Regions from separate parts of the Homo sapiens genome. Here region 1 is linked to region 2. Evidence: chromatin loops called from intact Hi-C (ENCODE). Cell type or tissue: chondrocyte. All regions are shown on one strand. Each heading gives the region's core, and the rest is flanking DNA. Links, peaks and the distances in the headings are about the cores only.

Region 1 (14,733 bases), core at 3,678-11,677, 310 kb before region 2:
GTAAAAAATGTAGCACATTAATGCAAGATGTTAATAATAGGAGAAACTATGGGGGAAGGGTAGGTATGCAGGAACTCTGTTCTATCTGCTCAAATTTACTATACATCCAAAACTATTACAAAAATTAAGTATTTTAATTAAATACCAAAAATAAATGGTTTGCCTGTAATCTCAGCACCTTAGGAGGCTAAGGCATGAGGATCGCTTGAGCCCAGGAGTCTGAGACCAGCCTAGGCAACATAGTAAGATCTTGTTTCTCCAAAATCATTTTTTAAATATAGCCATAGTGGGGTACATGCCTGTAGTCCCAGCTACTCAGGAGTCTGAGGTGGGAGGATGGCTTGAGCCCAGGAGTTTGAGGCTACAGTGAGCTATGATCACACCAGTGCACTCCAGCCTGGGCAACAGAGCAAGACCCTGTTTAGAAAAGTAAATAAAAATTTAAAATAAATTGTTAACAGTTTCTCTAGGTAACAATGAAGAAGAAAGATAGAGACTTATTTTTTCATTGTTCACCAATCTGTATTGTTTGATTTTTTTAAATCCTGTGCATGCATTGCTTCTCTAAAAATCTAGTTAACTGCACAGTACATAAATGTTCATGCGGTGCAGCAGTTGAAAATACACAGATCTACAGGTCTTAGTAGGTTGAGATGCCTGAAATACGTTGTTTCATGGGGAAACATTACAGTACAGTGAGTTAATAAGGTATATAGCATGGCCACAATGAACAAAGTCCACCTCTGTTGTACAGGTTATATCTAACAGGATTCAATTCACAGTGATATGTTACTTATGGAATGTCCAGGATGGGGATGGGCAGTGTGAGAATGCCTGTCATTTTATGAGCATGCTTCAATATGGTTTGGATGTCATACTCATGTATTAGGCATATTTTTAAAATAAAATAAACACATAGGTATTACATAAGTTCTTGAAATAGAATTTCAAACGCAAGGGCTGGCTTCAGAGCAGGGGTTGATTTAGAGGCTTGAATGGCAGTTATTGGCCTCCAGGCATTCCCAGGATTCCCCAAGGTGGGCACATAGAGCCTCCTGATGTCGGGTGTGTACACTAGAACCGAGCAAACCCAGAGCTGAGCATGCAGCCCCTCCTGTCTCTGTAGTTCTGGAGAGAACTCCCCAACCTTGGGGAACACAAAAAAGGGGCTGGTTCCCCCACAGGACCCTGGGCACCTATTCCATTATCCCCTGGCAACTGGAGTTGGAAGGCTCATCTAGGCTGCCTCAATTTGACCCCCAGTCCAGAAAGAGGTGTGTGGCATAGACCAGCGCTTCTCAGACTGCAGTGTGCAAATGGATCACCTGGGGATCTTGCAAATGCAGATTCTGATGGAATAGGTCTAGGGTAGGACCTGAGATTCTGCACTTCTAGAAGCTTCCAAGTAACACTGATGCTGCTAGTCAACAGAACATACTTTAGATAGCAAGGGTCTAGAGCAGCGGTTCTCAAAATGTAGTCTCAGGCCAGCAGAGTCAGCATCAGCTGGGAACTTGTTAGAAATACAAATTCTAGGCTCCACCCCAGACCCGGGTTTGGAGCCCAGCAATCCGTGTTTGAACAAGCCCTCCAGGTGATTCTGACGCCCACGTGTGAGAACCACTGGTGTAGGGGAAGGAGCACTCAGGTAGGAGACAGGACACCCATGTCCTAGCCTAAGCTTGGTGACACCTTACACAATCACTTCCTCTCTCTGACCTCAGTTTCCTCATCTGTAAAATGAAGGCTGTCAAGTTCTATCTTGCAGATTCAGTGCATATTTGAAAAAAAAAAAAAAGCCTGGCTAGTTTATGGGAGCTATGTAACCCCTGTATAGGCAAGAAAAGAAAACATCACTACTCCTTCCTCAACCTGTTCCCTGGATTCCTCAGGCCAGGTAGTGCCTCCTCACCTAGATGGGGCATGAAAATGGGTCTGTTCACAGCCCTGCTCCTCCCCACCCTGCTTCTCCCTTCAGGCTTCTGCACCCACCCTCCAATCCACAGGTCCCTCACTGCTCTCCTCTCCCTGGGAGCTGGGGGCTGGGAGACCCACTCCAGCTGACCTCTCCCTCAGACTTCTCCTGACCTGCTCGCACCGCTTTGATGTACAGCCCTTTGTTCCAGGACTTTGGGGTTTCCTCGGATCTCTGTTTTTCTAAAGGGAAACAGAAGGAAAAACCCTACCAAGGTTTCAAGTCTCTGATGACTTGGGTTTTATGGGCACCATTGCGACAGACTTCAAGTGGGCAGCAACTCTGCAGCCGACCCGCCCAGGCTTGCTCCTGGGCCTGGCTCTCTCAGTGGAAATCCCCTCCCACGCTCAGCCCTTTAATCACTTTCCAGCCCAATAACTTTCCTGATTCACCAAGAATCCCTTTCGTCTTGAGAGCACCTACTGCCCCCTCTGATGGGGCTGAGTCTGGGCTTGAAGGCATTTGATCCCAGCGTGGGTCTTACAGAGATTGGACTTGTGGGCTAATGGTTCAGGTTGGGGCCTGCAGAATTTTCCTTTTTCCCATGCCATCTTGGCATCTGGGTGCCCATGTTGTAGGAAAAAATGGGCTGCCCTGGAATGAATCTCTTCCTTGAGGACACTTGACCAAGGGGCAATGACACTAGGAGGAGACTGACTGATACCCAGGAAACTAGTGGCCTCAACCAATATGCCAATAATAGCCATGAAACCCTTGACATAAAAGTTGCTTTCTCTTTTCTTCTAGTAATAATGTGCTTTAAATGCAAGTAACACTTGAATACATTTTTGTTGCAAAAGATTCAAAACATGACAGTATCTTTTCACCACCCTTCTAGTCCCCCAACCCCAGAGACAACAATCACTTAGCTTGGTTTGGGTCTTGCCAGATATTTGTTTTTACTTTTCACACATCTGCACCCAGACTAGTATAAAGCAGCATTCTCAATGGTAATGTAAGGGAGTTGGTTGAAGGATTCGTAAGTCCCCTTCCAGCTGTGCCATTTTCTGCATTTGTGGGTGGCTTTTCCCTCTCCTCCTAAATAGGAGACATTCATAGGCTCTCCCTAAAAGTATGGGGGGAGGGGGAATGCACAGAGGAAAATAGGAAAGGAAAGGTCACAGTGTCAACAGCAGTTCCTTCGAGGTGAGGAGATCATGGATGAGTTTTTTACCACTTGCCTCTGATTTTCAAATGTTTCATCATGAGAGTTATAAAGATTATTATTCGTGAGTATGACTTTGATAACAGGGAAGCTCCTATGCAGTGCCATTGTCAAGATCAGGCAGAGAAGGAGGCTGTGAGTTGTCCAGCCTGAGGCTTAGGTCAAGGAGAAATTAACAAATTGCTCAAGGCAGAGGGGTGTGTGGAGGGGCTTAGGGAGGGGAGGAAGGCTCATGGCATATTCTTGGATGTGATCTACAGGAAGATTCATAGAAAGGAACTTCAGAGTAAATCCCATTGTGTGTGAATTAAGAATTAAGTATTCTTAATTCTTAATTCAGGCCCTGGGCTAGACTTTAGGGACACAATGGCAAATGGGTGAATCAGAGTTCTCTACTTAACAGGGACTAGCAAAAGAAGGGGAGGAAGAGTTCACATCTTTAGGAATCCCACCCTACTTTTGCAAGAAGATATTCCTTCCTACTGAAGAAGACCCCAGAGTTAAGCATTAGATCTTTGACAGGCTACGATCCTGACTTTGTAGAAATATGGTCTCCATACTTGACTCGGCCTATCTAAGGTGATATTGGTATGTGTACTAGTTAGGATGGGCTAGGTTATGCTGTGCTAAGAAACTCCTCCCAAACCCAATAGCTTAACATAGCAAAGGTCTTCCCACTCATACCATATGTCCTACTTGAGCTGGCAGGGGAGGTATATCTGCTCCTTGAGATATACACATATCCAGGTTGCTGGAGGTTCCATCACACCTACTTCCACACTCTCCACAACAGGGAAAAGGGACATGAAAACTTACATCGTGCCTATTAAAGAAGTCTGCTCAGATGGCCAGGCACGGTGGCTCACGCCTGTAATCCCAGCACTTTGGGAGGCTGAGGCAAGTGGATCACCTGAGGTCAGGAGTTCAAGACCAGCCTGGCCAACATAATGAAACTCCGTCTCAACTAAAAATACAAAAAAATTAACTGGGTGTAGTGGCAGGCACCTGTAATCCCAGCTACTTCAGGAGGCTGAGCCAGGAGAATTGCTTGAATCTGGGAGGCAGAGGTTGCAGTGAGCTGAGATCACGCCACTGCACTCCAGCCTGGGCGACAAGAGTGAAACTCCATCTCAAAAAATAAAAAATAAAAAATAAAAAAAAAGAAGTCTGCTCAGAAGTGACACTTCTGGTCTCAATTAGAGGCCACAGCAAGCCACATCACCACATCAAAATTCAAGGGAAGAGGCCAAATGTAACCCTTAAATGTAAACGTAGATATTACTGTGTGTCCAGGAATATCTGTGAACATCTCTTAAAGGACTAGACAGTGTGATTGCCATGGGACTGCTGGGTACCCAGAAGGCAGAGCCACAGAGATACCTCTTCACTCCTCCAGCAGGGAGCAACAATCCCCCTTGGCCTGGGACCAAGACCTTGAACTCTCTTGAAGAGTCAGGTTGAGGTCAACAGAGTGGAAATGTAGAAGGTTCAGGAGCAGGTGCTTCTGAAAAGGAACTAAGGGCTTGTCCAGGCATGGAAAATGCCCACTAAAGGCTTTATTCACGATAATCTGCTTCCTGAATTTTCATGGCCTTTAGGGTGAGTCTTTCTAGGCCCATAAACTCAGGACATCAGAGTTGGGTGGATCCCCTGAAGCTTGGCTGTTCAAGTGTGGTCCCAGGATCAGCAACATCAGCACCACCTACCCCTGGGAGCTTGTGAGAGATGTCCAATTTCAGGCCCCACCCAAAACTAGAATCTGCATTTTAACAAGATCCCCAGGAGATTCATATGCACATTAAAGCTTGAGAAGCATTTCCTCAGAACTAATTTAGGCCAACGTCTTCACTTCGCAAATGAGGAGCCGACACCCAGAGGGGAGGAGGCAGGCCCAAAGTCACAGAGCTGGTTCCAATCCTGGCTCCACCACTTGCCAGGGACTTGAGTAAGTCTCTAAAATTCACTGAATCTCGGTTTCCTCTTATATAATAAAGGGATAATATAATTACCTCCTAGTGCTTATATGAGGATCAAATAAGAAAACATCTAGACCAGTGCCAGGCACATAGTATGTGCTCAATAACTGTTAGCTATTGCTATGGTCCTAACTCACCATTCCAGCACCAGGCCTCATACTCCCAGTACATAATTGTCTCCTCTTAAGGCAAGGATGTTAGGTATAGCACTGCAGCGATGGGACCTGGACCCAGCTGCCTGCATTTATATCCTGCTCAATTTGACCTTGAGAGGGTTGCTGAATTGTTCTTTGGTTCTTGGCTTCAGTTTGATCAGTTATAAGTGGGTAAAATGACAGCACCTACTTCATAGGGCTATTGTGAGAATTAAATGAGTTAATGCATTTAAGGTCTTCAAACAGTCTATAGCATATATTAAGCACACGAGATGGATGAGTAATGTGACAATTAAGTGAGTTAATACATTAAAGGTCTTCAAACAGTCTATAGCATATAGTAAGCACACAAGTTGGATGAATAATAATGTTTCCAAAATGTCCAAAAGAAGACTAGGTTGGAGGAAGTTGCACCCTAGAAAGGCAGGGGACAGGCGTTTCTCAGGGGGAGCTGCCTCTGTTTTTTCCCTTTGACCTATTGCAAGTCCCCAGTCTGTTTCTCTGGCCACTGGACGGCCCCCAACCCCTGGCTGTGTTTTTCCTCCTCCACTGGACTCACTGGGCTCCCTGGTGCCTCCATCAGGAAGCGCTGAAAGGCCAGGGGATCTCTGGTGGGGAGGGGCGGACTCAGGCAGCCGACAGCTGTCTTCAAATCTCTGAAGCGCTGTCATGCAGGAGAGGGATTAGACCTGTTCTGGATGACTCTAGGGGACAGAAATAGGAAGTTCCAGGAAGTCCTCTCTAATCATTAGAACCGTTCAGAGGCAGCCCCAGCTGCGGGGCGGGGCGGGGCGGGGCGGGGCGGGGCGGGGCGCGGAGCTGTTGGCAGCTAAGTGGTTGAGGTTGAGCGGCCGGGTGGAGGCCGGCACCTACTAGGAGGCTGGGCTGGTCCGCAGGTTCTCAAGCCCGGCTGAGCCCGGGCAAGCGTCAGAGAATCACCAGAGCAGCTTGTCGAATACAGATTCCCAGGCCCCACCCAGGCCAACCGAATCAGAATCTCTAGGGGTGGGGCTGGGAATCCATTTTTAAAGGCTTCCCCAATGATTCTCAGAATAAAGGTTGGGCTTGGAGGCGGGGCCGGGGCTGGGCGTGGCACGGAGGCGAGGCGCGGGGAGGGCCGGACCTTCCAGTTGTTAATCCCTGTGTTCCTCACTCCGCCACACTCACCTCCACTGATCTAAGTCGGGGGATCGTTCCTCGCTGGGTGCCCCCCTCACTTGATCTTAGCCAAAAGGTCGAGAAGCGATTGGGAGCCCCTCTCGAATAATTTCTGTGGCCCTTGATTCAGGGATCACTCCCACACTTAATAGCAGCTCTAACGCCCCCCAACCCCCGCTACCCAAGATCTCTATCCTCACCCTCCAGTCGGCCTCGTGGTCTTCCTGTCCCTCCCCAGCCTCTCAGGTGACCCGGACAATTTGCTAAGGCTCTTGGAGAAGGGCAGCCCGAGGAGGCTGGGCCTGCCGCCCATCGGGAGCGGCAGCTATTTTCCATCACATCCTAAAAAGCCCAGGGCTCTACCGCTCCTGCAGCTGGGCATAGCTCCCACCAAACACATTCTCCCGAGGTCGCCCTGGACGCCTTGCTCGGAGATGACAGAAACGAGAAAAGAAATACCTAAGTGGACATAAAGACCTAGCTCACCCTGGCCGGGTGCGGTGGCTCATGCCTGTAATCCCAGCACTTTGGGAGGCCGAGGTGGGCAGATCACCTGAGGTCGGGAGTTCTAGGCCAACTAGCTTGACCAACATGGAGAAACCCCGTCTCTACCAAAAAAATACAAAAATTAGCCGGGCGGGGTGGCTTATGCCTGTAATCCCAGCCACTCAGAGGCTGAGCCAGGAGAATCGCTTGAACCCGGGAGGCGGAGGTTGCGTTGAGCCGAGATCGCACCATTGCACTCCAGCGTGGGCAACAAGAGGAAAACTCTGTCTCAAAAAAAAGAGTCCTTGCTCACTCTTTGGTGAGGGTTTGGTATTCCACAGGGCCCCGAAGCGCGACAGCCCTCCAAGGAGAAGTGAGCGTCGGGGATTAGACGCGTGCGCTGTCTTGCGCAGGAGCTGAGTCCTCAGGGTCCACAGAGAGAGGAGGAGGGCGTGGGGTGCGCGGAAACGCAGCGCCTGCCTTTTGCCCTGACCCCACAGCACCACCTGGTGTCTCCCGGGACGGCGCAAGCGCCGCGCTTGCAGATGCTGGGCCCCCTCCCCGTCAGCCGACCCTCCTTCCCCAAGTGCCTCCCCTGCCTGGTGTTCCTCCTTCCTTGATGCGCCCCTCTGGCTGGCCCTTCACCGTCCAGTGAGTGCTTCCTGGCCTGGCCGCAGCTGGCTTACAGCCTACTGCCTTTACCCAGGTCTTATTCCCAGGAGGTGCGTCAGGGCCCCTTGCCCACCGTGGGGCTGCACTGAAAAACAGTGGCCCGGGAGCAAGACAGCTAGTGGTGCAAGGCACAGGACGGTCGCCGACAGGCCCTCCCGATCAGCCAGCAGAGGGCAGCCTCTCTCCAGCTTTGGGCCCCAAAGGCTCCCATCCGGGCCACTCCTGTAGGCCCCTCCCAGACAGAAGGGTCCACCTGGGTGTGTGGAACCAGCCGTCCTCCTGGCTGCGGAAACTTGTCCGGAGCACCTTTCGTGGGCCACCCCCTGTGCTGGAGCCAGAGGGGTTACCAAGATGGAGCCCTTGACCCCGATTGCAGAACTCCCAGCCAGAGCCCACCCTGGGCTGGCATTCCCTGAACTCCTCCAGCTCTTCTCCCGGTCATCTTGTACTTTTCTATTGCTCTGCACCATTGATGGGTGTTATGCATGCATAGGTGCCTTTCTCAGAGTCCAGGAGGGGCCTCTGTCAAGGCCACTGTTGGAGCTGGTCATCTGGGAAATAGGTACACGAGGCCTTGTTGTTATTAAAGCATCTGCTTTTGTTTTGAAAACTTAGTGTGGGCACATTTTCGAGAAGGGCTGAAGCAAAGCAGCACAGCCCCAACGCATCAGGCAGGTATGCCTAAGATGAAGGATGCCGCAACCCCTCACATGAACCTATTTCCAAAAAAAAATGTGGCCTTCCACGGACTTGCTGTGGGGGCCCTAACAGCACAGCAGGCTGAGCCAGGCCCCTCCACCACACCCCTCCTAGGTAGAAGTGAGCTTTCTAGATTTGACGTGAAAGTTCCTCTGGTTGAGTTTCCCTCTTAGGCTGGGGCTTTCCGAGCTGGGAGAAGTTCTGAGCACAGTTTTGGGGCCTAGCTGAGCCCCTCCAAGTCCAAAGTCCATGCAATTCCCAGGCCCAGATTTGGGGGTGGAGACCAGACAGGACAAGCCAGTGGTGTTTGGCTGGTCGGGTCACTTCAGACAGTGTGGTTCAGTTGGCATTGATACTGAGAAGTAATTGGTCCTTAGAAAAAGCAGGAACGAATCCACTTTGATTCATTTCCACCAGGCTGCCTGCTTTTTTTTTGAGACAGAGTTTCACATTTGTTGCCTAGGCTGGAGTACAATGGTGTGATCTCAGCTCACTGCAACCTCTGCCTCCCGGGTTCAAGCGATTCTCCTGCCTCAGCCTCCCAAGTAGCTGGGATTACAGGCACCCACCACCATGCCTGGCTCATTTTTTGTATTTTTAGTTGAGTCAGAATTTCACCATGTTAGCCAGGCTGGTCTCAAACTCCTGACCTCAGGTGATCCGCCTGCCTCGGCCTCCCAAAGCCCCTGCTAATTTGATTGCTCCCATTGAGTTCCCTCCCAGCTCCACAGACACAGGATTGGACACCAGAGTTCTGGTCTAAACAGCTTTATTGACCAGATGAGAAATCAGCTTGGGTACAGCCCATGCCTGCAGCCCTTTCAGTGGGTGGCTCCAGATAGTGTTGTCCTTTCAGTTGCTGGGAGCGGTGAGGCCCAGCCCTTTCCCCTTCCTCCCACCACTATTCCTAACCTGGGGCCTGGCAGGGGTGGAGTGATGTGATCTAAGGGTCCCTGGAGAAGGGTGGAGTGGAAGAGGCAGGGTCTTGGGTTAAAGGGAAGATTCTGAGGTCTCAGGGCAAAGGGAAAGGTGTTTGGATGAAGACTGAGGCAGTGCCTACCTCCCTCCACATCTGAGGATCAAGCAGGTGTGGCAAGAACAGAGCCCTGGCCTGGGCTCTGCTGGCCGCAGCCTCAGGAGCCAGGGTTAAGGCCAGAGATAAATGAAGATTTGAGCCATTGATAAATGCCAATATATGTTTCAGGTATTTCATTAGGATCCTCCCATCAAGCAGGGAACTAGATGTTTGAGAAGATCAAACAACATCCTGACTTTGGGGTCCTTAAGACCTGGGTTATTCTCCTCCCAGTCCTAGTGGGAGGCTATCCATTCCACAAAGACTCAAAGGCAAGAGGCCTGGAGAAGCAGGGGCTCCTAGGACCCTGCCTGCATGCCTCTCTGCCTCCAATAGTGACTCCCTAAGCTGGGACTCCTCAGGCTTACTCTGAGGGACACCAGGAAGCTCAACCTCTTTCCCACAGAGGAGAATCTCTGAGATCCAAAAAACCCAGCCTTCCCCCCTCCTCATCTTGGTCTTGCTTCCCTCTCCCTCCAGCCTGTTGCTGCTGCTCCTCTGGGTGCCAAGATGTGTCCTCAGGTGTCTTGGTCAGCTGATGATGGACACGCAGCACAGGAGGCTAAGAACAGAGCTCTGTGGGGCGAGGTGTGGGGAGAGGGGCCTGCTCTCACCTAGACCCAAAACACTGAGGTCTCCTACTGGTGATGGTGTCAGATCCCAGGCCTGGGGAGCCCTTTAGTGGGGTGGGACCTCAGGCAGACCCCCAAACCAAAGGGAGCCAGATGCCCAAGTTCAAGTCATTAGTGATATGTGGCAGGGCTGACAGAGAAATAATCCTGGAGGTCTCCAAAGCTGCTGGGAATGGAATGGCGATGAAAAGCGCAGGAGTGGGCAGGGTGTGGTGGGTGATGGTGGCCTCACTCAGAGTGGACCAAGGCCCCAGCTCCTTGCCCAAAACCAAAGCCCTTGGGCCCGAAGTTTTTAGCATAACATCCTGCAGAGAGAGGAGAGAGATAAGGGCATGTTCTTCCTCCACCCCCAGCCACACCACCCACCCTCCTGCTGAAGATCCCCCACTCCTAGTGCCCAGCCAGACTGCTAGGGAAGGAAGGTCCACTGGTACCCCCTCACCTCCACAGCACCCCAATCTCAATAGTAAAATAGCGAAGAGGCTCTTGGTTGTACCCTGTACCCATTGCCCCTGCCACCAAAATTATAGAAGCATCATCTGCTGTAAGAACATTGGACTGGGAGTTAGGAAGCCAGGGTCTAGCCCTATGCCTGCCTCAATTTGCCAGATGATGCTGGCCAAGTTGCTTTCCCCCTCTGGTCTTGTTTCCTCATCTGTACAATGAAGGAATCATACTAGATGTTCAGATCTTGGATCCCAAGGCCAGGAATTAGTTTACATTCAGCAAAGGCAAAACTACTTAGCCCCCCTACCCCCTTGGGCCTCCTGACCCTCAATTAGAAGTGAAAACACCCACCTTTGCAGTAAATCTCGCCATCCTTGTCTGCCAGGGTGGTTGACTCAAGGCCTTTGCCACACTTGGCACATCGAAAGCAGGCCTTATGCCAGGACTAGGCAGGGAAGGAAATAGTTAATGGCTGCCACCAGTGATGAGGGTACCCTCCACCCCAGGCCCACTCCCTTTGACATAACCATGGTATAAGGGCTCAAGCCACTTCTGAAGTCTACTCAGCTGGTGCTGCTGGGAGGACATGGCCTATGGTGCAAGGCAGTAGAGGGAGAAGGCCAGGGACCACACGCCACCTCGCACCATCTTCCATGCTATGTTGCAATGGCCTGATGATTAGGGTCACCAGCTATACCACAAAAGGCAGGTGAGGGGGTGGGTTTAACACCAAAGTAGCTGTTACCCCACTGGCTGGGCCAGATGAGCCTTCTCCAGACCCATCTTGCCAGTAGATCAGTGGTGTGAGCCAGGGCTTTGCACTCCTCCTGGTACTGTCACTTAGTACTTGAACAGCCCTCACCAGAAAGACCTCTCTGCCCTGTGTTGCCTTGGGGCCTCTCATAGAGACCCAAAGGGTCTTCTGTGGCCCCTGGAGAAACTACTCCTTAGGACTTTCCCTGCTGAGTTTAATGCATTTCATAGACTTATTCTCCTTCCAAAGTGATACTAGACAACATTGACTCTGGCTTCCTCTGTGCCAGGCCCTGTGCCAGGCACTTTACACTGGTGAAGTCAGTTAGTGTTCACAGCTACCCAGTGAGGGACATACTGCCACCCTCCCCTCCAATAGCTGATAGCCTTTGGGCAAAGGAGGCACCTAATTCTAGAACTTCAGAGGCTGGGCTGGTCCAGGAGAATCCAATTACAAATACCTTCTCTGTGGCCAGGCATCATATGTTTAAATATCTAGTCCTCACATGCATTCTGTAACACAGGGCAAACAGCTGTCCCAGAAAAAAAGTGAGGCCCGAGTTTGTACACAGTGATGGGACGTTGCACAGACAGACTTCTCCGCAGCCAGTTCCCATCAACAGCTGGGCAGGCTAAGAGGCTGATGTGTAGACAGCTCTGCTTAACCCAGGAAAAGCAAGAGGCAGGCAGCAGTCAGATAAGACAAAACAAGGCCTTTTAAGGGCAAAGACACTCCCAGTGCCCAGGCTGGTGGATGAGAAAGGAAATTCATCCCCTCAGATTTCCTGGTTGCCTAACCTTGCACATTGGCTTCTCCTCCAGAGAGCTGAAATGGGGGGACCTGGGTCTAGGTCAGTGCTGGTGCAACCTCAATAGTCACCCAGCCTTTGCTGCCTCCTCTGTAAAGCAGGGGCTGCTACCCCAAGCTCTCTAGGCTGGAGAAAAACTGAATCACACCTAGACCAACACCTCTCCTCATATTTCCTAGCCACCTCCCTGCCAAAATAAGCTGAATCCCTTTGCTCATTCATAAGCACCCAAAAGTACTCCCAGCTCAACATTTCTTGAGCGAGGCAATAGAAAGGTGGGGCTTCTCCCTACCTTTTCCACTTGAATGCAAAATTCTCTTATCCTACTCCTTAGTACAGCCCTAACTTTACCTTATAGCCTGCCTAAGTAATGGAAATAGTGATTCTTAGCTATTCTTAATAATTTTCTATTCTCATAATGAGATAGAACAAAAAACCCAACTTAATAATAATATTAATGTCTCCTGTTTTCATATCCTTTAGTCAATGGCAAGGATCTTCATTGTGACCTCAAAATAATCCCTGAAAATAAACAACAATAATAATAACAATAGCAAAACTGTACTGAGGACATACCAGGCACTACATTGCACATTATACATGTACTATCTCATTTAATCATTAAAACTGCCTTGTTGTTGGGTGTGGTAGCTCACACCTGTAATCCCAGCACTTTTGGAGGCCGAGGTGGGTGGATCGTGAGGTCCAGGCTGGTTCAAGACCAGCCTGGCCAACATGGTCAAACCCCATCTTCACTAAAAATACAAAAATTAGCTGGGTGTGGTGGCGCGTGCCTGTAGTCCCATCCACTTGGGAGGCTGAGGCAGGAGAATCACTTGAACCCGGAAGGCAGAGTGCTAAGATCGCGCCACTGTACTCCAGCCTAGGTGACAAGTGTGAAATTCTGCCAAAAGAAAACAAAAACAAAAACAAACAAACAAAAAAAAACTGCCTTATTTGTCAGGGGCCATTACTTGGTCCACTTTGCATTTCCTCCACCATCCAGGCCCACTTTAGAGCTGAAGAACTGAGGCTTAGGAAGGCTAAATTTTCCCAAGTTCGCTCAGCCAATAAATGGCAAAACTAGGATTCAAAGCAGGCTGTCTAGAGTCCAAGCTCTTAATCACCGTGCTAGGATCCCCTCCCATTTTGCAGCCTTGGAAATGGGTTTGAAGAGGCTAAATGGCCCAAAGTAGCATTAACAGTAGTAACAGCAGTAAGAGCAAGGGCTTCGGAGTCAGACAAACCTGGGCTTGAGTCTGGCTTAGCCCCTTCCTAGCTAGCGGATCTGGGCAAATTATGTAATCCTCCTGACTCCCAGTTTCTTCATCTGTACAACAGGGATACTAATCCCCATCTCTGTCCAACCATGACTGTGAGAGTAGAGATTCTAACACTGGCCTAAGTGTTAATTGTTTAACATTTCTTGATCAATTCCCCTATCCCATTCCTCAAGGTCAAAAAGCCTTGAAAGCCAAAACCTGAATCCAGAAGAGATGAAGATGGGCTCCAGGCCCAGACATTCCATAACCTTGTTGTGTGATCTTGGCCAAGTCACTTTTCTATCTCAGGCCTCACGTGATGCTCCAGAATTCCTCTCTGGCCCCACAGCTGAAAGACATCTCTTCTGTGATTTTCTGACTGCTAATCTGACACTGCAAACCCCAGGGGCAAGAGTTCTGCCTCTTCTCTACTGCAGCCTATCTGAAGGAAGTGATCAGCTCAATTGGGAACTGTTGATTTGCTACAGTGATTCTCACTGTGCATTGGTGATTGGGGGCTACTGTCAGAATATCATGGGGGAAGGGCATGTGCGGCAATTCTAAACAGTGTGAAAAAAGCCTCCTAGGAGGCTCTGGTAGGTCTGAACCTTGAAAATCTCTGCCCTGGGGGTATTTGGATGGGTTTTTGGGAGTCCACATCCCATGAAACAGAATGTATATTTTTGGGATCACAAATCCTTTGAAAATTTAATAAAAGCTATGGATCTTCTTCTAAGAAACAGACAGGTTCCCATGAAACTTTGTATATAATCTTCAGGGCTTTGTGGACCCTCTGCAGCCCATCCACGTACCCTTACTTTCTGTTCTCCTATATTAGAGATACAGATTGATCATTGCCACTCCCTATGAATTGCCCATTGTCCATCAATGCTGGGGATGTTACTGCTCATGGCTGATATGAGCTCCTTGGAGACTGGAAAGCACAGGTACATGCAACCCACAGGGACAAAGAGAAGAGGTTAAACCCCAGTGCTCAGGCTGCCCTGAGCAGAGCTAGGTCACCAATTTAAAAGTTCTGGAATCCACATTTCAGGAAGATATCTCCCCCCATCCCTCTCATGCCCAGCAGCCACCTTACCTTCCCAGCACCAATCACCTTCTCCGCAGCATAGACTGCCTGGCTGCATCGGGGGCAGCGCTCGGAGCCACCAATCTTCTGGGCAAATTTGGATGCATTGGGGTTGGTGGTGGGCCTGTGGCCAGGGGCTCTGCATGGAGAAGGGCATGGGGTGAGGTGACTTACACTGTAAGTACAGGTGGGGCTGGCACTGAGAGGGCATGACCCTACCTTCATCTCATGCCAGAGCAGCGCGCAATTCTCTCTGCCAAAGTCACAAAGGCTAGGGCCTCTAGGGTCATCTCCCATTTTACAGATGGACAAACCAAGCCTCAGCACAATGTTATTTCCATTGTAACATCATACTTCCCTCGGTCACCCAGTTAACCCC
Region 2 (14,733 bases), core at 3,684-11,683:
TACCATAATACGATCTATTTTTTTTTTTTTTTTGAGATGGGGTCTCACTATGTTGCCCAGACTGGACTCAAAACTCCTTGGCTTAAGCAATCCTCCTGCCTCAGCCTCCCGGGAGCTGCAACTACAGGCTCATGCCACTGTCCCTAGTGCCATAATATGATCTTTTAAATAACTAACTATGCCTTAATTTCTTTTTTGTTTGTTTGTTTTTTGTTGTTGTTGTTGTTGTTTTGAGACGGAGTCTTGCTCTGTCGCCCAGGCTGGAGTGCAGTGGCGCGATCTTGGCTCACTTGCAAGTTCCACCTCCTGGGTTCATGCCATTCTCCTGCCTCAGCCTCCCGAGTAGCTGGGGACTACAGGCGCCCACCACTGCGTCTGGCTAATTTTTTGTATTTTTAGTAGAGACGAGGTTTCACCGTGTTAGCCAGGATGGTCTCGATCTCCCGACCTCGTGATCCACCCGCCTTGGCCTGCCAAAGTGCTGGGATTACAGGCGTGAGCTACGGCGCCCGGCCTAACCATGACTTAATTTCTAATCAGAGAAATAACATTTAATATTTCAGATAAATTTCCCAAGTTGTAAGCCAAGAAGCAGGCTATAGTATCTCTTGGTTTCTAGAGCTAAAGCAGGTCATAGTTTGATGTCCTGCGTCTAGGGTCTGCATACCTCACACCAATGGTCCTAAACTCTAGTTCCTAAGATGGACCCACATGCTTCTCTCTCTCTCTCTTTTTTTTTTTTTTTTTATCTCCACAGTAATCAGCGGGATCGGAACACTCTTCCCAAGAAAGGGCTCAGGTAACCCTTTAATGTGTTTTTTCTTCCCTATAAATGGGACTGCTGGTATGTATGAAAAATCATATCTCAACCTGTCCAAGGCTCCAGTCATGAATTTAGTCACCCTTTTAGCTGAATCATTTGTATGTGGTCCCATACAAGTACCACCTAGTACCTTGCCCAAGCTTAATATTATGTGAGTCAACTTTTACAGCAAGTGTTCTTTTTTTGGTGACAGGGGAGAAACAAGTTTGCACATGGGAATCATGCACTTACCTGTACTAGCCTATGCCATCCCAATCCTGGCTGAGCTTCATCTCTGTAATTTTCTTCCCTAAAAGTATGAGGGAGAACAGTCTGCTTCTTTGGTCACTCAGCTGGGCTAGGGGCAGGACCTACCTGGTCATCCACTGTTCTGACAGCACTGAGTTGTTCAGTTGGGTGGCAACTATTGCAACTTTTTTTTTTTTTTTTTTTTTTGAGACGGAGTCTCGCTCTGTCACCCAGGCTGGAGTGCAGTGGCACAATCTCAGCTCACTGCAACCTCCACCTCCCAGATTCAAGCGATTCTCCTGCCTCAGCCTCCCGAGTAGCTGGGGTTATAGGTGTGCACCACCAAGCCTGGCTAAATTTTGTATTTTTAGTAGAGATGGGGTTTCACCATGTTGGCCAGGCTGGTCTCAAACTCCTGACCTCAAGTGATCCACCCACCTCAGCCTCCCAAAGTGCTGGGATTACAGGCATGAGCCACTGTGCCTGACCGACTCTTGCAACTTGAAAGCCCACATGTGGAATCATAAGTCTCTGTCCTGAACTTCTGAGGAGAAGTTCTAATGCCTCCTCCATCACTTCTGCCCCCAGCTCAGGAACCCTTACGGGAATACCTGCTAGTCCTTCCACACCCTCTGGATGGTCTGGGAGAGGAGGCTGAGTCGCCACCTCTTACTCCCTCCTTGGGCAGCCCTGACCACTCCCTCTTTTCCATGTCCTGCTTTCAGAATCTCCTGGCTCCAGCCTAGTTCAGACACCCTCCGCACCAACTAAACCTCTGACCGCACTTGCTAGTCCCAGACTGAGTTCTTCTGCTGCTTCCTACAGGTACCAGCTTCAGTCCCAGGAGGAGACCAAGGAGAGGCGACATTCCCATACCATTGGTGGGCTGCCTGAATCCGATGACCAGTCAGAGCTGCCTTCTCCCCCTGCACTTCCCATGTCTCTGAGTGCAAAGGGCCAACTTACCAACATAGGTTAGTGTTTTCAGTCACTCACTGTGGCATGGGGTGAAGCAGGGGTCACCCTGCAGGGTGAGGCAAGGCAGGTGGGCTTTGGGTTTCATCTCATGTTTGACTCATGCTGTATTGGGTTGTTTCATGGTGCCTCAGTTTATCCACCCAAAGTAAGATTGAAGGTAGAGTACTTTGAGATCCTAAACTGAAAAGTTGCCCCTAGGCACAAGTTGTAGGGTCCTTTTAGCATCAGAGAGCCTGAATGGTGGCATGGAAAAGCTGTAACCCAAAGCCCAGAGATCAGACCAGTGCAAGAGCAGGCACATTGAACTGCCGGAAAGGAGCCACCACACCCAGTACTACTAGGGCCAGCTAATGAGAGGGCAATACTGAAATGTCAGGCCGACGGGGAGGAAGGAGGGAAAGGTTGTTGATTGCCAAGGACGAGATCTGCCTCCAAACTCAGCCAAGTCCAGATTCCTCAACTGCTCTGGCTGAGCCCAGGCCATCCTAACGCTGAAGGCAGGGCTGACTCAGATGTGTCCTGGCCACCCCCTTCCTAAAGCCTAGGGAGAAAGGAGAGCTAGGAAATAAGGAAGTGACTTAGAGACAGGGAGGAGAGGAAGCATCAGGTGGAGGGTCTGGCCTAGCACAGAAGCACACCAGCTCCGGTTCTGTGAAGCAGTACGCCATGATTGGCCTACTAGGAATCCATTCAGGAATAGTGCCTGGGATAGGCCTGTTATCTGCTTGCTGCATCTCTTTAAATCCATCTCTTCTTTCAGCTGAGTAAAAGAAATCAGTTAATAAAAGACAAGGACCTGTAACACACCCATGCAGTGACTGTGGGGAATTTGAGGAAAGACTAGGAATTGGGATCACTTGGCCTAGGGAAAAGAACCATTGTTCAGACAGGATCATCTGCCCTCTGAAGGGCTACTAAATGGAGGATGGGGCCAGCTTGTTCTCTATCTCCATTGAAGACCAAATAAGAAGAATTGCATTTATGCTGCAGAATGAGGGGCTGGGCTAAGCAATAATTACCTCAGGAATTTGAAAAGGTCAACAGAGAGGTGTGCCATCTTCTTCTGCACAGGTCTTTATGGACAGATTAGACATCCACCTGCCTGTATGGAGGCAGAAGAATAGACAAGGGAGCTCCTTGTGGGTATGAAACCCTGAAAGGCTGTAATCCCAGCAATGGGCAAAGGGGTAAGGCATCTGCAGGTTAACGGGATTCAGCTGAACCCAGCTTCAAAGCACATTCCACAAGCCTTACCTGACACTTTCACCTGCTCTGTCCATCTGACCTTCAAGCCGGGGCAATGCTAGGCAAAGAGGGCCATGTTTCTTGATGCTTTAGCGCCAACCCAGTCACTCAGAGTGACACTACTTTGTGGGGAGATTCTCACGCCCTTCCACAATGCCAGGGCAACGGGATCCCGTAGCCCAGCCCCCTTCTCTAGCTGGTGCTTTTTCATCATTCAGATCTGGGTCTTGGTTTGAATTTTCAGTCCTCCTGAGCTGGCAGTTGTGTTTTAGAGAACCACAGCATCTCATTTTCATCAGCACATCCGAGTGATGTGAAGGTCTCAGAAAAGCTGCCAGGCCCCCAGCCTAACCTTCAAAAGCAACAACTCTGAGGCAGGCAGGGTTGAGGGAAGGTCTTTATTCCAGACAGCAGGGTCCTTCTCCATTAGGGCTTGATCTCCCCAGGAGGGACCCCGCTCCTAACCACCAGCTGCTTGCACACTCCCACCACCGCACCTGCCCCTTCCTCTCCTGCCCTCTCCCCATTTGCCTCTCATGCTCCCGGTGCTCCATCCCCCAAGGGCCCGGAGAGCTGATGACCCTGCCTCTTTTCCTGCCCTCCTGCTCCCTCTCCTGTCCCCCTTCCCTCTGTCCTTCCAGTGAGTCCCACTGCGGCCACCACGCCAAGAATCACCCGCTCCAACAGCATCCCCACCCACGAGGCGGCCTTCGAGCTGTACAGCGGCTCCCAAATGGGGAGCACCCTGTCCCTGGCCGAGAGACCCAAGGGAATGATTCGGTCAGGATCCTTCCGAGACCCCACGGACGATGGTGAGACTTCATGCTAGCGCGGTTCACGCTCATTCCAGCTCTGCTGGGTCCCCTCACCCACCACCTCCACTCCCACCACTCCTACCACCACACACATATATGATTCACAGAACATCAAGTTGGGCCATTTCAGTTTTTTCTCCCCATCCCTTTGAAGGGTCTGGGGACCCAGAAACCTTGGGTGGCACATCTAGCACTGGGGCATTGGGATGGAGCATCCATCACTGGGGCTGGGGGAGGGAAATTGAGCATGGAAGGGTTAAATGGCATCCCTCAGGATGCTCTGAAAACCACAGCTTCTCTCCTCCTCATTCTAGCCATAGTCTTTCCTCCCCACAGTCTCTCAAATATATGAAAAGAAAACAGGACATAATAGTAGCTCTTAATAAATCCTTACAAATAATTAGGCATCTCATTTCTCTTTCAAAAATGTTCCAAAGATGAGCATCAGGGAGGGCCATCTGATTGTTGGTGGTGATCTGGGTGTTAGTACTGATCAGAGCTAGAAGACCAGGCTTATGGCAGGTTAGCTCTCCCATTATTATTTTCAAGATGGTCATTCCAGGAGGCATCTGCTACAGACATGCTTTAGTTCTCACCATAGGTTCTACTGAATAATCAGAATGCATATTCCTCACTTAAATATTGTTTTCATCTGAATGATCCCCAAGATCCTAAGCACATCCCCCAGTGCTGAGAGGAGGAGGCGCGGGCAGAATTTCAGTATTTGTTCTGAGCAACTCTGATGAGAAACTCCCCTCTCCTGCGGCTAAGGTGCTTTCCTGACTGGGAAGATAAGATGATGACTATCCATGAAAGTCTCCTTTCCCTTCTCTGAAACCCCGTGCCCCTCAGAGCGGGCTAAGCAAGGGACTGCCATACCCAGGCTGCCAGAGAATGTAGGCTGAAAGAGGAGGCTAGCTTGACTCAAGACCTTGCTTTGGGCTGTTTTGATACCAGCTGGGTTCCCTACTCTGTTCTTTCTGTTTGCTCCAGATGCCCTCCAGAATCACAATCCAAACTCCTGCCTTAGGGAGTCTTCCAAAAACCCCTTGTCCCTGGAACCCACTGTTAACTCTTTGTGTTCTCCTTCTCTTTCAGTTCACGGCTCAGTGCTGTCCCTGGCCTCCAGTGCCTCCTCCACCTACTCCTCAGTAAGAGCATTAACTTCTCTTCCCCTCTCATCCCCTCCCCTCTACCATCCCATGCTCCCTAGAACCTCCTTGGAGTTGGGTAACTGGGCGGGGGATGGGGGCACTGCTGGCTCTTCACTGTACCCATTGGGGTGGGAATGGGGGAGGCACCTAGAGCTTGTAGCATTCACTTGGGTGCCTCAGGTCCTCAGTGGTCTTTCTGGCCCCACCACCAGCTCCTGAGCAACTCTGGTGATTTTTGTTCCCCTCCTTTGAAAAATGGAGAATCCCCATGTTAGCAAGCCCTTTCTGTGCCATGGTAGATGGGAAGCTTTTATGAAGGTGAGATGAATAGATTTCTAGGACCCGGACTCCAGAACCCTAGAAGTGACCAAGTGTTTATTGTGGGGCACCAGCCACAGCATTTGGCTATTAGGCATTTCTTGATTTGTAGATTTGTTTTGCTCCTAATTCTTTACTCCAAGTTGCTGGCAATAACCGTTAGTTCTCAAACCAACCAAAGTCTCATTTCCTAGCCTTTTTGGCAATGACAAAGTTTGCTGGAGATGAGCTCCAAAGAAATCTTTTATTGAAACCCTAGTATAGATCTGAGCCGAGTCCTGTGAGGAGCCAGGGCCAGGAAACAAGAGTTTCAGCCTCTCTGCACCTCTGAGTCATGCTTCTTCACATTTCCTACCCTGCCACTGGGACCTGACTTCTTCACCTCCATAGTAACTACTTCCTTTCTCTCTCTTTCTCTCCTTCTGTGCTCCCTTCTTCAGGCTGAGGAGAGGATGCAATCTGAGGTAGGGTGGAAAGCCTTTGTCTCTGCTTGTTAACATCACTGCACCTCATTTTCCTTCCAAATCTTATACAGCTTCTGCAGCCAGTAGTTTGTATTTCTCTTCCTTTTACAGCAAATCCGGAAGCTTCGTAGGGAACTGGAATCATCCCAGGAAAAAGTGGCCACCTTGACGTCTCAGCTTTCTGCCAATGTGAGTGCCATGAAGTACGGAAAGATCAAGGCAGTTATTTTGACTATCGTTAGACAAGTTCAGCCAAGGGAGGAAAACTACCTGGTAAGGTATCCCCTGGACTGAGACGTCAAGGGCATGCGTCTTCTTCACAGCTCTATGATAGAAGACGAGGGGATTGTTCTTCCCCTTCTCTGAGCCTCAACTTTTATGAAGAACCATTTTGCTTCTACTCTAATTAATAGGTATGGATGAGTTCATGTCTGATGGGCTGAGCTCCCTAGAGAAAGAGAAGAAGATTGATTACCAGTGGTTCTGCATGGAGGCAGAAACAACCTTGCCATTGGCCATGGACAAAAGCAGTTATGGATTATAATTATAGGGCTCTTAGAGCCTTTCCACTGCCCTGGGGGGTGTTCATGTCTTTGTTCATGCCACGTAACTGTGCAGGCACATGATTGGTCATTAGAATTCTGTCTAGTGACCACGACACTACTGAGAAACCTAACTCCCATTCTGGTCTGACTCCTTCATTCCCAACTGCCTTTTCTGAGCAGTCTCCTTGGGCAGATGGTAGAAACAATCTGAAATTCAGGTTGAGAGCTAGAATTCTTTGTTTCTACTCTCAGTACCTCCATTTAGAACGAGTCTATTTCTTTAGACCTTAGTTTTTCTACCCTGTGACATGGGGAGAAATGAAGCCACCTCCTCTAACCAGGCTGTGGTACTTTCTCCCCTGTGACTGAGTTGCAAACAGAGAACATAAGAGCCATTTTCCCCCAAAGCTGTAAACAACAGCTGAGCCGGATCTGCAGGAGCTTTCCAAGTGTTTGCACAAAAGTAACCATGTCTGCAATTTCCGCAGTAGTTTCTGGTTTTCTCTCTGCCCTTCCTCTCTGGGGAACCCAGCTGTCAGGCCTGGGGTCTATCCGTCGGAATTAGGTAGAAGAATCTCCACCAAGATTCTGAATGTTTCCAACACATTTCAGCAGCAGTTCCCTCACCACACTAGTTATTCTCTCGATTCTCTTTTCCCAAACCCTCAATTCATAAGTTGTACCAGTTTGTTTGAAGCTCATGTTAAGCACTTTTTCCCACTCTTGGGGGACCCATAAGAATTGTAACATAAACAAGAACCATCTTTTCTCTCCCTTGTGCCACACCCACCAAAGCAAATGGCCTGGGTCACGTCCTGCACACCCCAGGAAATTCATGTCTGGGAGATGCTGGGGGGGAGAGGCGCCAGGGAGGCAGAGAACATTATTATGTCTGATTCATTTACACTGCAATCTGTCAGCCACCATGCTGTCAAGGCTGGGCTGAAGCCAAGAAATTGAATTTAGAGGGTGATTTTTCTTAGAACAGGAAGTTCCATTTGGCTAAGAGAGAACAAACTAAACACCCAGACACGGTGGGTTCTGCATCTTAAAGGCAGATTTTTGCCGAGGGTCAGAACCCTGCCCTCAAGCAGGAGATGGGATGCTGGGACTCTAGGAAGGTTCCACAGCTCTCTTCAGGATTCCGTGACTCCAAACCAAACTTTTGTCATGTTCCATGGAACTTCCTAGCCACTAAAGCTGAGGGCACACCCTAGATGTAGGGGCCCAGACCACTTTACCCCTCTCAAATGCTAGCCTTTCTGCAGCACCACTGCTTAGCCCTGAGGTCTTACAGGTACCCTAGTCTGGGGTTGGGATTAAGGGAAGGGTCAATGTAGGGAGAGGAAGTGTAGGGGAGAGCGGGGAGAAAGCCCAGCCAGAGCAAAAGGGTTCCCCTGGATGGGGAAAGGCAGCACAGAAGAGCATACAGGGGTTCTTGGGGCCTCTCATGAGTAGTCTTCCAGGGACTACAAGGAGTCTACAAGCAGACATGCAGGATGTAGAGAAGCAAACCAGAGAAGACCTGAGGTCAAGAAGACAGATGTTGCCTGCACAGTGGGTGAAAGGAAACTGCTCAGGTTGTGACATATTATAATCTCCTCAGAGCCCAGGCCTTGACAGATTTATAGTAAAAGTGCAAGAGGAGGCTCTAACTGGACTAAAGGGATTGCCTCCAGCCCTGGTCCTATGAAGTAGGCTCCAGACATGCGGAGCAGTGGATGAAAACTAGAGTTGACCCAACAGGGAGGGAGAATTGTAAGCCAGTAGGAGCCATGAGAGTGCCGTCGATTTCCTAGAGCTCTGCATGAAGGAGCTGCGCAGAGTATGCCCACTTCTTGCTAGGGTCACCAACTTGCTCAGATAGTCTCACGATGGCTATTTCTCCATCCCCAAGTGCTCCCCTTTCTAGCCCCCGGCCTCATTCCCTTTACCTTGCCTATACATCTTGCAGCCAGTTGGCCAGCTAGAGGTCAAACTATGCCAAACCAAGTGGCCTTAGCTCCTCCACTGAGCACCTTTCCGAACTAGCCTGCCTCTTATCCAGAGAGCCCTTTGGTATCCTTCACTCCTCATGAAACAGACCTGACACCTAGTGGCCAAACGGTGGAATGCCTCTGCAGTTTCCTTCCAGCCTTGCAAACCTGGAGAATCCGGGAACAAGGAGCAGCTGCAAAGCAAGAAAGGGTGAAGCAGTGGAGTAGCAGAGGAGGAAGAAACGCACCAAATAGTTTCTGCCAGGAGATTATTTGGTCCCTTGGGGGCCGGCCCACTCCACAATGCAGGAGTTAAACCAAAATAATAGGAACGACCCCAGAGGCTATGGCCCGCCTACCAAGTTGGCCACACCAAATATCACATAGAGCAGAGGGATAGTCCTACCTCTGGTAGTTGATAGGTTTTAGATCTCAAGTCTCCAGGAGCCTCTGGAAACCTGCCCTACCCTCAACCTGGCTTCATTATTCAAGAAGCTGGTTCCCACCAGAAAATTTCTTTGATTTCCCCTTTGTCTGCTCAGGAAAATCAATATTTTTTTAACCACCAAGAGGTTTGCTGGCATTGGTCAGCTCCGAGATACAGGAAATCAGTTAAAACTATTTCCCATTGTCAGTTATTGCCTTTCCCCCAGCCTTATGCAACTTAGCAATCTCTTTCTGTGTTTGTTTCAGGCTAATCTGGTGGCTGCTTTTGAGCAGAGCCTGGTGAATATGACATCCCGCCTGCGACACCTGGCAGAGACGGCCGAGGAGAAGGTGAGAGGCCTGGGAAAGGGTGGGAGGGGTGGGTGCGGCGAGGGGGTTCTCCTGGACAGAGAGGCCGAAGCTGACCATCTGTTCTTGCTCATGAATGCCAGTTTCTCCCCACCTCACTGTCACCCTGGATTCTCAATCTGCCCCCCAATACAGTGTGAGCATATTCCTTATCCCAATTCCTTGCCCTTCTCTATCAAGTTTTGCAGAATTCCAATGCCTCGCCCATTGCCTGACACATCATAAGGGCTCAGGGCTCCTGCTAATCCCAACTAATGACGCTGTTTTCTTTTTTTGAGATGGAGTTTCGTTCTTGTCACCCAGGCTGGAGTGCACTGGCGCGATCTTGGCTAACTGCAAACTCTGCCTCCCAGGTTCAAGCGATTCTCCTGCTTCAGCCTCCCAAGTAGCTGGGATTACAGGTGCCCGCCACCACGCCCAGCTAATTTTTGTATTTTTAATGGAGACCAGGTGGCCAGGCTGGTCTTGAACTCCTGACCTCAGGTGATCCGCCCACCTCGGCCTCCCAAAGTGCTGGGATTATAGGTGTGAGCCACCGTGCCCAGCCAACGCTATTTTCATTTCTCTCTTAGGACACTGAGCTGCTGGATTTGCGAGAAACCATAGACTTTCTGAAGAAAAAGAACTCTGAGGCCCAGGCAGTCATTCAGGGAGCCCTTAATGCCTCAGAAACCACACCCAAAGGTAGGACATCCAGCCACAGATTGAGAGGGAACAGGGAGCAGGAAAGTAAGAGTATTACAGATTTTTATCTGGGCCCATAGTATTCCAAGTCCTATATCAAGTCTCTAGAAGGTGAGGGCCTTTAGATACCCTTTAGTGTGATGTCTGGACTGGTCAGTGAGGAGTACCAGGGGCATGACCCCAGCTTCCTAGGGCATGAAGGCAAGTAGAGGAGACCTGTAAGCCCCAGGGGTCCTCTCCTTAACCTTTACCTCACGGCCAAAGAGCCATCAAAGACCATCGTTAAAATAGCCCTTTACATTTTTATGCAAATGTGTTGTGTGTCCACACACACACAAACAATCTTATTTGATCCTCACTTTAGTTCTCCAACTACTCTTCCAATGAAACAACCAAAGCTCACATAGGTTATATGGTGCTGAAATGGCAAGTTAGCCTGGACGTTTAGTAACCAGTCAAGCTTTGCTACAGAAGTCAAGATGGATGGGAGTCTGATGCCACAAAATCTGTGATCTCTAACTCCAGTCAGGTCTTCAAGATACCTTGGCAGTCCTCTTACTTGTCCACAGTCAGTTTTCTTTTTTATTCCACTACCAGTGATTCCCAGCTTTCATTGCTTTTTTCAAGCTCCTCATTCCACCACTGATTTGCCTTACTCTGAACATAGCTTTGGCGCCCCCCTTAGTTAAGAAAATGAACATTTTCAAGAGAGAACTCCATTGACTTTTCCCCACTCCATGCGTTTATATTCATCCAATACTTATTTATTTGTCTCCATTTTGTTGGAAGGATTCATCCCTTCTGGCCAAGAGTGACCGCTTATCTAATGTTTTGGGATGCCCTCTTTAGCAACCATACAACCCCCCTTTACCCAACACATGCCCTTTTCTACCTCTCTAATCTCTTATGCTCTATTCATTCCTTCCCTGCTTATAAACCTGCCAAAGGCTCTTGTATGTTAAAGGGGAAAGATGTATCAATCTATGTTCTAACTATAATCTTATTTCTTTGCTTCCTCCAGTCGATCCTACATTTCCACCTCCCTTTCACACCTAACCCCACTATAATTATGCTTCTGTCACCATCATTCTACCAAAAACACTTTCACTGCAGTCACCAGTGACTCCCATTTTTCCAAAATCCAACTTACAATTTTTAGTACTTATTTTCCTTTTTTTTTTTTTTTTTGAGTCGGAGTCTCACTCTGTTGCCCAGGCTGGAGTGCAGTGGCGTGATCTCAGCTTACCACAGCCTCCGCCTCCCAGGTTCAAGCAATTCTCCTGCCTCAGCCTCCTAAGTAGCTGGGACTACAGGCGCATGCCACCATGCCTGGCTAATTTTTGTATTTTTAGTAGAGATGGGGTTTCACCATGTTAGCAAAGTGTTTTTAAGACTCATCCATGTTGTGTCATGTATCCACACTTCATTCCTTTTTGTGGCTGAATAATATTCCATTGTGTGGATATACCACAGTTTGTTTAGCTGTTCATCAGTTGATAGGTAGGCATTGAGTTGTTTTCACTTTTTGCCTATTATGAATAATGCTGCCATAAACATTCATGTACAAGTTTGTGTGTGGACATATGTTTTTTGTTCTCTGGGGTATATACCTAGAAGTGGAATTGCTGGGTCATATGGTAACTCTATGTTTGACTTTTTGAGGAATTGGCAAGCTGTTTTCCAGAGCAGCTACACCATTTTACATTCCTGTCAGCAGCATATGAGGGTGCCGATATCTCCACATTCTTTGTTTTTGTTTTTTTGAGATGGAGTCTCACTCTGTTGGCCAGGCTGGAGTGCAATGGTGCAATCTTGGCTCACTGCAACCTCCGCCTCCCAGGTTCAAGTAATTCTCCTGCCTCAGCCTCCTGAGAAGCTGGGATTACAGGTGCCCGCCACCACACCCAGCTAATTATTTGTTTGCATTTTTAGTAGAGACAGGGTTTCACCATGTTGGCCAGGCTAGTCTCGAACTCCTGACCTGCAGTGATCCGCCCACCTCGGCGTCCCAAAGTGCTGGGATTACAGGCGTGAGCCACACACCCAGCCCTTATAGCTCCACATTCTTGCTAACACTTACTGACCTCTTTTTTGTAATAGCTAGCTTAGTGGGTGTGAGGTGGTATCTCGTTGTGGTTTTGATTTTCATATTCTTAATGGCTAATACCAAGCATCTTTTCATGTGCTTATTTGCTATTTGTATGTCTTTATGGAGAAATGTGTATTCAAATCCTTGGCCCACTTTTAAAATCAGGTTATTTGTCTTTTGTTGTTGAGCTTTAAGAGTTTTTTAATAATTCTGAATATTAGACCCTTATCAGACACATGATTTGAAAAATAGTTTCTCTCATTGTATGGGTTGCTGTTTTGCTTTCTTGAAAATATTCTTTGAAGAACAAAAGTTTTCCATTTTCATGAGGCATCATTTATCTAGTTTTTTCCTTTGGCTACTTGTGCTTTAGGTGCTGTATCTAAGAAATTATTGCCTAATCCAGGGTCATGAAGACTTACTCCTGGAATTCCTTCTAAATTTTTTTTTAGTTTTAGGTCTTTGTTCCATTTTTAGTAAATTTTTGTACATGGTATGAGGTAGGCAGTCTAACTTCATTCTTTTACATGAGAATATCCAGTTGTTCCAGCATCATTTGCTGAAAAGACTATTTTTTCCCCCACTGAATTGTCTTGGCACTCTAGGAAATCAATTGACTATACATATATGAGTTTCATTCTAGACTTTCAGTTCTATTCCATTCTTCTATATGAGTTTCTTTCTAGACTTTCAGTTCTATTCCATTCTTCTATATGTCTATCCTTGGCCAGTACCACATTGTTTTGATTACTGTAGCTTTGTAGTAAGTTTGGAAATTGGGAAGTGTGAGTCCTCCAACTTTGTTCTTTTTCAAGGTTGTTTTGGCTACTCTGTGTCCTTTGCATTTCCATGTGAATTTCAGGATTCGTTTGTTAATCTCAGATTGAATTTTGCTAGGGATTGCATTGAATCTGTATATCAATTTAGAGAGTATTGCCTCTTAACAATGTTAAGTCTTCCAATCCATGAACAGGCATGCCTTTATCTAAATATTCTTTCATTTCTTTCAGTGATATTTTGCAGTTTTTCAGCATATGAACCTTGTACTTATTTTGTTAAACTTAGTTTTTATACTGTTCTAAACTGAATTGTTTTCTTAATTTCTCTTTTGAGTTATAGATTACTAGTGTATAAAAATACAATTGATTTTTTGCACATTGATCTTATATCCTGCAGACTTGCTGGGCTCACTTATCAGCTCAATTGGTTTTACAATCTCTTCTTAATCTGTATTTCTATCCATATCAGTCTCCTGAGTTCCAGACCTTTACTTCCAACCACGTTTGGATGTTTCCACTTAGTTGACCTCATAGAGATATCTCTAACTTAATATGTCCAAAATTAAAGTCATCCCCTTCACCCCACTTACAACAAACACACAAGCCAACCTTTTCCCTTCTGCAGTTTGCGTATCTCAGGTATTATCATTTGCCTGGTTGCCCAAGCCTCTAATACGAGAATCATCTTTGATTCCTCACTGTTTCACCCTGTATAGTCAGTTAGTTCTAACTCCTACGTAGATCTCAATTCTATCCCTCTTCTGTATTGTCACTACCCTGGCTCAGGTTTTTATCATTCTTCTCCTAGAATATTTCAATAATTTCCTTACTGGTCTTGCTGTGCTCGTTCTTCCAGTGCTTTCCTTGCCCCCAGAGTAATCCAATTATATCAGTTAAGATCAGAAATTACTCCAGGCCAGGCACAGCGGCCCACGCTATAATCCCAGCACTTCAGAAGGCCAAGACGGGAGGTTCACTTTAGGCCAGGAGTTCAAGACAAGCCTGGGCAACATAGTGAGACCTCATTCTTAAAAAATTAGCCTGTAGTCCTAGTTACTCCAGAGGCTGAGTCTGGAGGACTGCTTGAGCCCAGGAGGTAGAAGCTGCAGTGAGCCACAGTGGTTGCACTGACTCCAGCCTGGGTGAGAGAGAGACCTGGTTTCAAAAAAAAAAAAAAAAAAAAGAAATCATTCCAATTTGAATATGGACTAGATATTACATGAAAAGAATTACTGTTCATTTTCTCTCTCTTTTTTTTTTTTTTTTTTTTTTTTTGAGATGAATTCTCACTCTCTTGCCCAGACTGGAGTGCAGTGGTACAATCTTGGCTCACTGTAACTTCTGCCTCCTGGGTTCAAGTGATTCTCCTGCCTCAGCCTGCCAAGTAGCTGGGACTACAGGTGTGTGCCACCATGCCTGGCTAATTTTTGTATTTTTAGTAGAGATGGGGTCTCACCATGTTGGCCAGGCTGTCTCGAACTGCTGGCCTCAGGTGATCCACCCACCTCAGCCTCCCAAAGTGTTGGGATTATAGACATGAGCCACCGTGTCCAGCCACTGTTCATTTTCTTAGGTGTGATAATAGTACTGTGGGAGAATGTTCTTATTCTTAGAAAGTACATCCATCTTCAAAAAAAAGAAAAAAAGAAAAAAGAAAAGAAAGAATACTCTGAAGTCTTCAGTGTCAACAGATGTGTTCTCTGTAACTTATTTTCAAATTGTTCAAGAAACTGTGTGTGTGTGTGTGTGTGGAGAGAGAGAGAGAAAGCAAATAAAACAAAATATTAACAATTGTTGAATTAGGTGGAGGGCATATGGGTTTTTCTGTGTGTAATGTGCT

The links. Hi-C counts contacts between places; a loop is a spot of excess contacts. Peaks named below come from ENCODE experiments on the same cell type or tissue, not always from the same donor. Only the 100,000 strongest peaks of a DNase experiment are listed, where the experiment ranks them.
Region 1: a loop joins it to region 2, with 9 times the contacts of the local background. A loop is called at or near these places in 5 of 110 quality-filtered maps.

Annotation. Positions count from the first base shown.
Region 1 is chr1:201,474,492-201,489,224 of GRCh38, forward strand. It overlaps CSRP1 (cysteine and glycine rich protein 1), which reads right to left. Exons shown (of 6, transcript NM_004078.3): 4 at 14,364-14,493; 5 at 10,792-10,885; 6 at 9,039-10,298. The coding sequence ends at 10,222. Among named protein-coding and RNA genes, the nearest start is that of PHLDA3, 13 kb to the left of the region's middle. RefSeq lists a silencer at 6,027-6,116 and an enhancer at 8,497-8,826. In chondrocyte, for the core only: CTCF peaks have their summits at 5,848 and 7,752 (motif pointing right); a DNase peak (open chromatin) is centred at 7,641.
Region 2 is chr1:201,784,553-201,799,285 of GRCh38, forward strand. It overlaps NAV1 (neuron navigator 1), which reads left to right. Exons shown (of 34, transcript NM_001389617.1): 12 at 758-799; 13 at 1,877-2,025; 14 at 3,916-4,086; 15 at 5,188-5,240; 16 at 6,002-6,025; 17 at 6,137-6,214; 18 at 9,240-9,323; 19 at 9,914-10,025. All of the region lies in intron 2 of IPO9-AS1 (IPO9 antisense RNA 1), which reads right to left. Among named protein-coding and RNA genes, the nearest start is that of MIR1231, 17 kb to the right of the region's middle. RefSeq lists an enhancer at 3,512-4,012. In chondrocyte, for the core only: CTCF peaks have their summits at 8,666 (motif pointing left), 8,888, 10,709 and 10,928; a DNase peak (open chromatin) is centred at 3,909.